Regions from separate parts of the Homo sapiens genome. Here region 2 is linked to region 1. A link is a contact called in ENCODE Hi-C or POLR2A ChIA-PET data. All regions are on one chromosome and are shown on one strand. The core of a region is the stretch at or near the end of the contact, and the rest is flanking DNA. Distances in the headings are between cores, read along the strand shown. Region 1 overlaps STARD4-AS1 (STARD4 antisense RNA 1). Region 2 overlaps STARD4-AS1 (STARD4 antisense RNA 1).

What was found. A loop is a pair of places that touch in the nucleus more often than their neighbours do. ChIA-PET counts read pairs that join two places held with the same protein, here RNA polymerase II (POLR2A). Pooled maps may share reads with other maps.
Region 2: a map of PC-3 shows a loop between it and region 1 (4-fold over the local background). The contact joins two enhancer-like sites. A Hi-C loop is called at or near these places in 3 of 168 maps with a recorded cell type or tissue (MCF 10A, PC-3 and PC-9) and 3 of 50 pooled maps. POLR2A ChIA-PET finds 5 or more read pairs at or near these places in 4 of 52 experiments (BJ, HEK293, MCF 10A and 1 more).

The regions. Positions count from the first base shown.
Region 1 is chr5:111,640,741-111,645,368 of GRCh38, forward strand. All of the region lies in intron 1 of STARD4-AS1 (STARD4 antisense RNA 1), which reads left to right. Among named protein-coding and RNA genes, the nearest start is that of NREP, 110 kb to the right of the region's middle. Within about 2 kb of position 1,316, at least 2 of the 41 ENCODE cell types and tissues checked have a DNase peak (open chromatin) inside an H3K27ac peak, as active enhancers do; they include PC-3, where a contact is called at or near this core.
Region 2 is chr5:111,679,592-111,684,142 of GRCh38, forward strand. All of the region lies in intron 2 of STARD4-AS1 (STARD4 antisense RNA 1), which reads left to right. Among named protein-coding and RNA genes, the nearest start is that of NREP, 75 kb to the right of the region's middle. Within about 2 kb of position 1,565, at least 21 of the 41 ENCODE cell types and tissues checked have a DNase peak (open chromatin) inside an H3K27ac peak, as active enhancers do; they include PC-3, where a contact is called at or near this core.

The DNA.
Region 1 (4,628 bases), core at 66-2,565:
TGAGATTTGGGAGGGGTCGGGGGGACAGTAATATTTTTTGGCTGTGTCTCCACCCAAATATCATCTTGAACTGTAGTTCCCATAATCCTCATGTGTTATGGGAGGGACTTGGTGGGAAGTAATTTAATCATGCAGGTGGTTCCCCATGCTGCTGTCATGATAGTGAGTTCCCATGAGATCTGATGGTTTTACAAGGGGCTTTTCCCCCTTGCTTGGCACTTCTCCTTCCTGCTCCATGTGAAGAAGGACATGCATGCTTCTCCTTCCACTATGATTGTTAAGTTTCCTGAGGCTTCCCTAGCCATGCAGAACTGTGAGCCAATTAAACCACTTTCCTTTATAAATTATCCAGTCGTGGGTATGTCCTTATAGCAGCATGAGAACAAACTAATACACCCACCCAGAGAGAAAATGTGTTGAAATGGCAAGATTACCAGAAGAAGGCTCTGGGACATAGGTCCAGTCCTGGCTTTGCCAAAACTTATATGACCTTAGACAAGTCACTCAGACTGCCTGGGCTTTACTATCCCCATTTGGAAATAAAAATATTAACATAGATTCTATGTTATAGACAATCCGGCCGGGCGCGGTGGCTCATGCCTGTAATCCCAGCATTTTGGGAGGCTGAGGCAGGTGGATCACGAGGTCAGGAGATCGAGACCACAATCCTGGCCAACATGGTGAAACCTTGTCTCTACTAAAAATACAAAAATTACTTAGGCATGGTGGCGGGTGCCTGTAGTCCCAGCTACTCAGGAGGCTGAGGCAGGAGAATCACTTGAACCTGGGAGGCAGAGGTTGCAGTGAACCAAGATTGCACCACTGCACTCCAGCCTGGCGACAGAGCAAGACTCCATCTCAAAAAAAAAAAAAGATCCCTGAGTCTAACAATCTATGAAGCAAAAGAGAGAATCAGATACAGCTTCTTCATAGATAGGTTCCCCGGAGGCTATGTTTAATGCATGACTCTCAAGTCAGGCTGGTTCCCAGGTCCTGATTCATCAGGCTGGTGATTTATTAGGCTTAAATAACTACTATTCCCATATAAAAACAAACAAGCCTAATTTCGTTTATTTCTCCTACCTAAGAAAGAAGTCAAATGTTAATAATTTATAAAAATAGTGAAATAAGAAAGGACAAGGGATTGAAAAACCAGAGGCAAAGGCTTTTTTTTGCTTTGAGAAAGATGACAGACCATTTCCTTGAGTTATTAGTGTACAGTGTCTAGGGAATGCATATAAAGAGCAGATGAATCCATTTGGCATGTCCACACAGCAATATTTGGAGAGGATGGGAGTATTTCCAGAGAATGATAAACACTAACATGCCTTCAAAAGCCTGAACTTGGGGTGGAGCAGAGACTTAGAAAGATACTAGTCTGAGAATGACATAATTCTAAATGCATGACTCACATTTACTTTCACTAAGCAAAGTTTCTGGGTAGAATATATACCCAGGGATGTCGTTAGTATTCCTTGTAGAATCATTACCTGGGACAACAGTTAGTCAATTACTAATACTCCTGCAGATTGAAAAGAGATAGGCTCCAAGCAGGATGAGATTGAGTTTTACTTGAATGTTTCCTAATTTGCTTTTCTTATTATATTTACTGTACTAGAGAAGCAGTGTGTGCAGTGGTTAGAAACTTGAAGACACTCTACCCATGGTGTATCATTTAGTAGCTGGGTGAGCTTGAGCAAATTATTTAATCTCTTGCTTCAGTTGGCATGTCTCTGAAACAGGATTATAACAGAATCTCAGAGTTGTTGTAAAGACTAAGTGAGCTAATACTCATATATAGCTTGGAAGAGTGCCTACTGAGTGCTGAGTAGCACTGTGTGTTACCTAGGGTAATTATTGCTCCTGTTACATATGTTGGTGTGGAATAACTTGTGTGGCCACGACCAGGTAAGGTGCAGGTATCTAATTTGGAGTCATGATTGGGCACTGGCCAAGTAATGATAATTGTTAACATCGGCTGGACTAAAAAGACCAAAACTTGGGTGGAAAAGTCTTACTACTTCTTACTCATGGTTAAGTCTTCTCACATAACCAGTAGTTGGCTGTACTTTGGTTTTCATTCTAATCGTACCCCATCTCTCCAAAGTGGGAAAGAAGAGTTGAATGAGTATAACTTGATAATGATATGAAAAATTCAGTGGTCTGAGATAGAAAGGTGATGTGTTGTGACAATTCTTTCAACAATATTGGGAACTGGATTAGGAGTGAAGGATCATGAAACTAGCAGCTATTATAATTCACAGATGCATTTCACTCCAGAAATAGGATATTCCAAGCTCTTTCCGTGCTTACTTAGTTCTTTATAGATTTTCAGTTTTAGCAGAGAGTATTTGCCAATCATATGGCACCATCATATGCTTGAAATGAGAAAAACACCATTTGGGGACAACTGGACTCAAGAGAATTAACATGTTTCCATGCTGTCAATATTACTAAGAAGGAGTCAGACATTCCTTACACAATATCTTCTTTCTATACTTTTTATTTTAAGTAGATACACTGATCTGTGTAATGTTTCTAATTCCAAGTCTGTGTAAATAAAAAAGGAGAAGTGGATTGGATAGCAGGTCATACATAGAGAACAACATGACTCTCTAAGTAGCAGGTCATACTCAGAGAACAGTATGCCTCTTGTTTTATTTACCTCTTTTCAAATAAGTAAAACAGCCTCTGTTTTCTTCTCTTTTCCTCTCTGACATTCTGGTAAGTTTAGTATCCATTATTCAAACAACTATGGCTAAAAACAAAGTTTAACATTTTTTGTATCTAATTGGAAAACAATGAAGCGTTCTCATTACATGATGATAATAAACAACACTCTGGGCTTGTTCTTTCCTAACTTCATTTCTTATTTGAACAAACATCCTTTCTGCACCCCAGTAATTGTTCACGTAAACCATAGTTCATTTCTTTAGTTCAAGTCCAGGAACCAAACTTTGTTTGCAAAAGTGCTCTAATCTTTACTGAGTACAGTTGGCAAACAATTTCATTTTGTGTGTACTAAGAAGGGTGCAAGGTTGGAAATGAGGGATGTGAGGCTACAGACTGGATAGCAGTGGACATTTTTTCTGAGGTAATGACTTTAATAATCCTACACTTGACAGAAAGGGCAAGACAGAATATAAAGTTGACAGTTCTAAGCTTTATTATTCCCCTGAATTTTGGCAATTACTTTAGCTCTTGTAATCAGTCATTACACTTACCATTTTATCTCTAAAGCCATAGATTGAAAATACTTATACACATCCACTAATCTCTATATCAATGGTATCAAGCAGATGGTAGATTGTGTAAGTTAGGATTAGTATCAACTGCATGTAACAGACAAATTCAGAACAACAGTGACTTAAACAAGATTGATGTCTCTTATTTCTCTCTCACACAAACAGAATACAAAAGTAGGCAGTCCAGAACTGATAAGGTGGCTCCACTGAGTTGTCAGGAACCCAAGATCCTTCCATGTCTCTGTTTTATCATCCCTAACTGTGGCTTCTGTCCCTAAAAGCCCCCCAAAGCCTCCAAATCACATTTATAGACTGGGGAACAAATGAAGGAGACTCTCCATTAAGGGATTTTTCCCTGGAACTCCATTTAACCATTATATCTACATCTCATTGGCTGAAACTTAATGACAGCTAAGAGGGCTGCAAGAAAGGCTGAAAAATTGTGCCTTTTGCTAGGTAGTTACACACCCAGCTAAAGATGTGGTCTCCTATGGCCAAGAAGCAAAGCATAGATAATGGAAGTTAGCTAGCAGTCTCTGTGCAGAATATTGCAGTAGATTCTAAGGGTAGAAAGAAATTGAAAGGAGCCTGTGAAATAACACCTAGCCTTTCAGAAACCTATATTTATCTTCTCTAAGTTTATTATTTCTATAAGTAAATGCAGGTTAGCAGGTTATATTATTAAATTCATGTATTGATAATGTAGCAGTTGCAAAAACTGATTATAGAAAGTGGAGGACATAAGAGAATTAAGTCAGGAAGTTAGCTTTTCTACTCTTCTCAGACCACCCATCTGCTGATCCTCAGGAAGTTACATGCCATGATAGTGTGAGCATTATGCACATATCACCACGTCCTGACACCTCTACAAACAAAAGGCAAGTGCATATGCAAAGAGAGGGTAATTTGAGGTATAGGGGAGACCCAGACATTGTCATAACAAAATAGATGACTCCAGAACTGCTGCTCGGTTGAAGAAAAACTCTATTAAGTTCTAGATGACTTAAGAGAAGGCATATATTTAGAATAACCTATGTAGGAAATGAAATTATGCACAATACTATGATAAAAATGAGTCCATGAGTGCTGAAGGGGCACAGGAAACACATACACAAAGGTAGGACTCAGTGAAGAAAAGCCTGGGGAGAGAGAGTATTGAGGGTCTAGTTGAATGAAGGTCCCAGCCAAGAAGCCATGTGGAGGATTCCAGCTGGCTGAGAGGGTACTGGTAGTTCGTTCTCTCCTCACAACGTTAGTTTCAAACACCTCTTAGGGCTTAGAAGAAAAAAGTGTGCAATTTAATCACCTATTACTCCAGAAATAGTTGAAGCAAGAATCGGAATCACATCTATCATCCCATAAAAGCCAAATAATGAAATTTTA
Region 2 (4,551 bases), core at 315-2,814, 39 kb after region 1:
AATACATGCTTACCTATATGCATATATATGCTATATGTACCTATGTGACACTCCTTTTGGTGCCACTTAGCCAGCCAGAAATCTCGGTGGCCATCAGTGCCTCTGCCCGGACTTCACTCAGGCCCACTGGGCTCACTCGCAGGCTGCTCTCAGCTCACACTACTGGCCCAGATCCTGTGCCCACCATGCTCTGCGCTTAGCCTGTGGCTGGTCCCGGTGTGCAGTGACAGGCTTCCTCCTTGGGCACTGGCGTCTGGACAAGGCGGGATGTGGCAGTGCCCAAAAACTTGGAGATGCCAGCAACCGCAGAGCCCCAAGGGATGTTACAGCTTTTTATTCATTTAACATAGCACCACATCAGTGCATGTAGATACATCTCATTTTTTTTGGTCATTTTGTTCTATTCCTTGGTATGGATGTTACATGAATTATTGATCCATTTTCCTATTGATGGTATTTGCATTGTCTCCCATTTTTTGCACTTATAACAGTGTTACAATATACACATACAGACACACACACACACACACACACTCACACATGTCCCTTTCCCAGTAGACCCAGTACTTTTCTAAAATAAATTCTGTAAGTGGTACTTCTGGGTTGTAGAATGTCTTTATTTTAAATTTGAAAAATTCTGCCAAACGGTCTTTCAAAAATGTCATACGAATTTACACATGACAGAAATTACACATTAACAGAATTTGAAGGGGTTTACCTCCTTATCCGCTTAAAAACACTATATGTCATCAAAATTTTATAAATTTTGCCAATTTAATAAAAAATAACCTTTGTGTATTATGGATTATGTAATTGTCAGTTTGAGCATTTTTCAAATATTTATTGACCAATTGTAATTTTCTCTCTAAAATGCCTCTTCTTATTTGTTCATTTTAGTCTCCCTCCTTCTGATTTTGGTCTTTTGATGTTGTTTTATTGGAATATTTTAGCTATAATGGATGTTAACTCTTTGTCTTTTATCTGTGTTGCAAATATTTTCCCACAGTCCTCATTTGGCTTTTAAATTTGTTCTTGTGAACTGGTTTTTGCCAAAAAGAAGTTTTGACTTTTTAATCATTCCAAACTGTCAACCTTTCCTTCATGGACTCTGGGCCTCCTGTTAGACTTAGAAGGTTCTCCCCACTCCAAGACTGTAAAAATGTGGACAGTGTATTTATTTAGAGCATTAGATGACCAAATTCAAAGAGGCCACAGTAACATAATTGATACGATGCCAAAGAAAATAGCCCGAAGCCCTGCCGAGGAATCTGCCTAGCCCTCCTTTTCCCCTCCACTGTACTTTTCCGGCCTGTGATTATTTGTTATGCCTCTAGGCAGCCCTGACTTTCCATTAAGTCCTCCTCCCTCCTCTTTTATTCCTGTGCAGAGAGCTGTTTGCTTTTCAGTTTTTGCTTTTTGTTTTCACAGACTGTGATGGCCAATAAGTGGGACCCCTTTGACCTGTACTTCTCCCTTCCTAGGACCAAATGCAGCATTACTGACTATATGTACACCTTCCTGTTCTCCCGTCTCTCCTTTCATCCTCCCCCTTCCTGGAGTGAGCAAGCAAGGGAGCCAAAAGCAGACTTTGACACATCTGCCCTGGCTTGGCTCTATTCCAATGGGAAAGTTTGATGTTGCAAGCTTTTGAAAGTCGCTCACATTTCCCTGACTTACAATCATGCAGGCTTCCTTGACTTCCTTCTAATTCAATAAGGATAAAGAAAGCAAGCTGTTTGCTGCAGCCTGGGTCCTGAGGGAATCAGACCCAGGCAAATGGATAACCTAGAGCCATTGTCATGGGCCCCTTTTTTTGTCCCTTCTGTCTCCAACACCCTGCCCACCCGAGGCTGCCTTTTCTTTCTAGGCAGGGGCACTCTATTGGGGCATAATCTGATACGAAGTTTCTCTCCTTGGTGGGGTCAACCACAGTCCAATGTCAAGGGTTTTCTTAGGAGGATTTTTGCCCCACTACAGTCTCCATCAGCCTCCAACATCTGCTGTGTATGTTTATTTAAACATACTCTCTAAATAAAAGCAGTATGCTTTCTATGTGAATGTGGTTTCCAGACATGTCCCCCAGCAACCAGGGCTGCATGTGTCTGCCAAACCTAGATCCCTCTTAAGTAGCTATTTGGGAGCCACCCCTTCTCCCCAACTTCCCAGGTATTTATGGGGGGCAGGGAAGAGTGCAGGGGATGGAGGGCTGAGGCAAAGGGCTACGATGTTAGCTTTTAGTGAGCAAGGCCGGGCAGTGGAAGGCTGACCGGTACCTCTAACTCACCCTGCATGGGAAGGCCCCTCCTCACAACTCTGTCCTGGAGGAACGAAAGTCCCACTTCCCTTGGACCTTTGCTGGGGTGCAAGATCCTGCCTCATAACGCTGCGCTTGTTGTTGTTTAAATCCTGTTAAACAGCAGAATTTCCAAGAACACCCAGGCTGTCTTGTGATCTTTGGGATTGTGCCATGGGTGCTTTTATCACTTTCTTTCATTTTGGCTATCTGTATTTTCTGATGTTAGTAGTCTGATATAATTCTAAGTATTGCTTTTAATATTAAAACAAGGTTTCATTTTAACTTTTAAATGTTATCCTCAGGGAAGCTCTCAAAATTCCCAGGTGGGGGTTAAAGGAAGCTATGTGGGAATATAAATGAGTAATAAGGCCCCGAGATTTAGGAAGCCCTGGCTAAATTTCGGTTATCATTGTCGTCATTGCTATTACCATTACGGAGCAGAAATAAGTTTGGGGTGGAAGTAGAGAGTCAGCACTGAGTGAGGGGCAGACAGCTGATTCTAGAGTTAGATGGCACTTCAGCCACATTGATGTTTAGGAACCACACAAGGTTTTCAGCTAGTGACGTTCCCGGGGGCAGGAAGGATGGTCATATTTTGATGTTTTTGCCTGTGGCCTGGGTGATAGGCAAATAATTCAGTAAAGAAATAACCTCTATCAACATCAAACACTGAAGAGAGACCAGAAAAACTGAGAGTGTTTTGGGAAAAAGAGCAGAGAGAACTGAATTCCAAGGGGATCCCGAAGCAAAGAAAGATTGCTGGTCTGGAAACTCCTGAGAGATGTGCTTACCATATACACAGGCTTTTCTAAGATCATTTTGATTTCAAATATTCTGTCCTTGTGCTTCGACAAATGTAGCCAAGGGTTCTGATATTTACATTAGAAAACACGACCGCCATATGTCTCCTTAAGCACAGGAAAACTCTAAATGATGCATGAATCCCTCTGTTCAACATGCATCATGAATCCTGTATGCCCCAAATATTTTGAAGTTTCCCTTCACTGAAAGGAGCGGAGAAGCAGCAGCTCAGTGACACACGAGCTGCTGAAATGGGTTATTGAAAACCCATTTCAACCAGAGGGTACCGTTGCCTCTGTGGCTTCATGCCTCAAGCTCACACACAGGGCCTCTGCTGTTTAGGGTGCCAGGAACCCCTCTAGGGATCCAAGTATTCAAGGCTGATGAAGATGATTTCGAGGTGACATCTGAAAAGGCTGTATGTATGGCATAAAGGCTTCCCTGTATGAAATCCTGGCAAAGCTGTTCAGCAACATGTGAGTGGATGGAGAGAATGGGAATTTAAGAGGGCATAGTGCCATCCATGGCAGAGCTGGCCATAGACAGGAAGTTAGAGACCATAACTCTCTTTTTCGTCTGAACTAAAAAGCTCCAAAAAAAAAAAAAAAAAAAACAACCCGCGAGACTTGGCAATTGTAGTAAAGCATGACTCTATGCCTAACTGGTGAAATTTACTTTGTAAAAAACGAGATTTAAGATTATAGGGTTAAGAAGAGTGGCAACACAACTATTGGAACAAATAGCCACTGATTGCCTTCTTAATCAAATAAATTTGAACCTTGGGAGAAAAATAGGTGGCCTGTGATCTAAGACACTCCTTGTCTTCATAAAGCAACAGAAAAAACTGGATAATTCCAGGGAAGAAATTTGAGTTCATATATTCGTGGGTGTTGCCTTTATTTATTTATTTTATTATTATTTTTTTCCTGAGATGAGGTCTCACTCTGTCTCCCAGGCTGGATGGAGTGTGATGGTGCTCACTGTAACCTCAAACTCCTGGGCTCAAGTGATCCTCCCGCCTCATTCTCCTATGTACCTGGGACTACAGGCCTGTGCCACTACTCTCAGCTAATTTTTAAAATTGTTTTTGTAGAGACAGGTTCTCCTGATCTTGCCCGGGCTGTTTGAGTCTCCTTATGTTGCCTTTAACATACATACTCATCAGCCACTGAGGAACCTAGAACCTTCCAATATAGTAAGAGCAATGACAATAGGCTGTTCTGATTCACTGGAAACAAACAAAATAAAGGCGTGTGGCCTTTCACTAGATAATCTTTGCTTTTGAACCTGACCCCGAACCCCCTTCAGAGATGAACAAGCCCATTATAGTTCTGACATCTCAATGAGCTCAGCCCATGGGTCTGAAATCCTGACCTAACAGTTGAACCGCTCATGCTTAATAGTTTATTTAGGTTTCTTTCTGTAGAAGGAACACACAGAGGGCTCTGTATTAG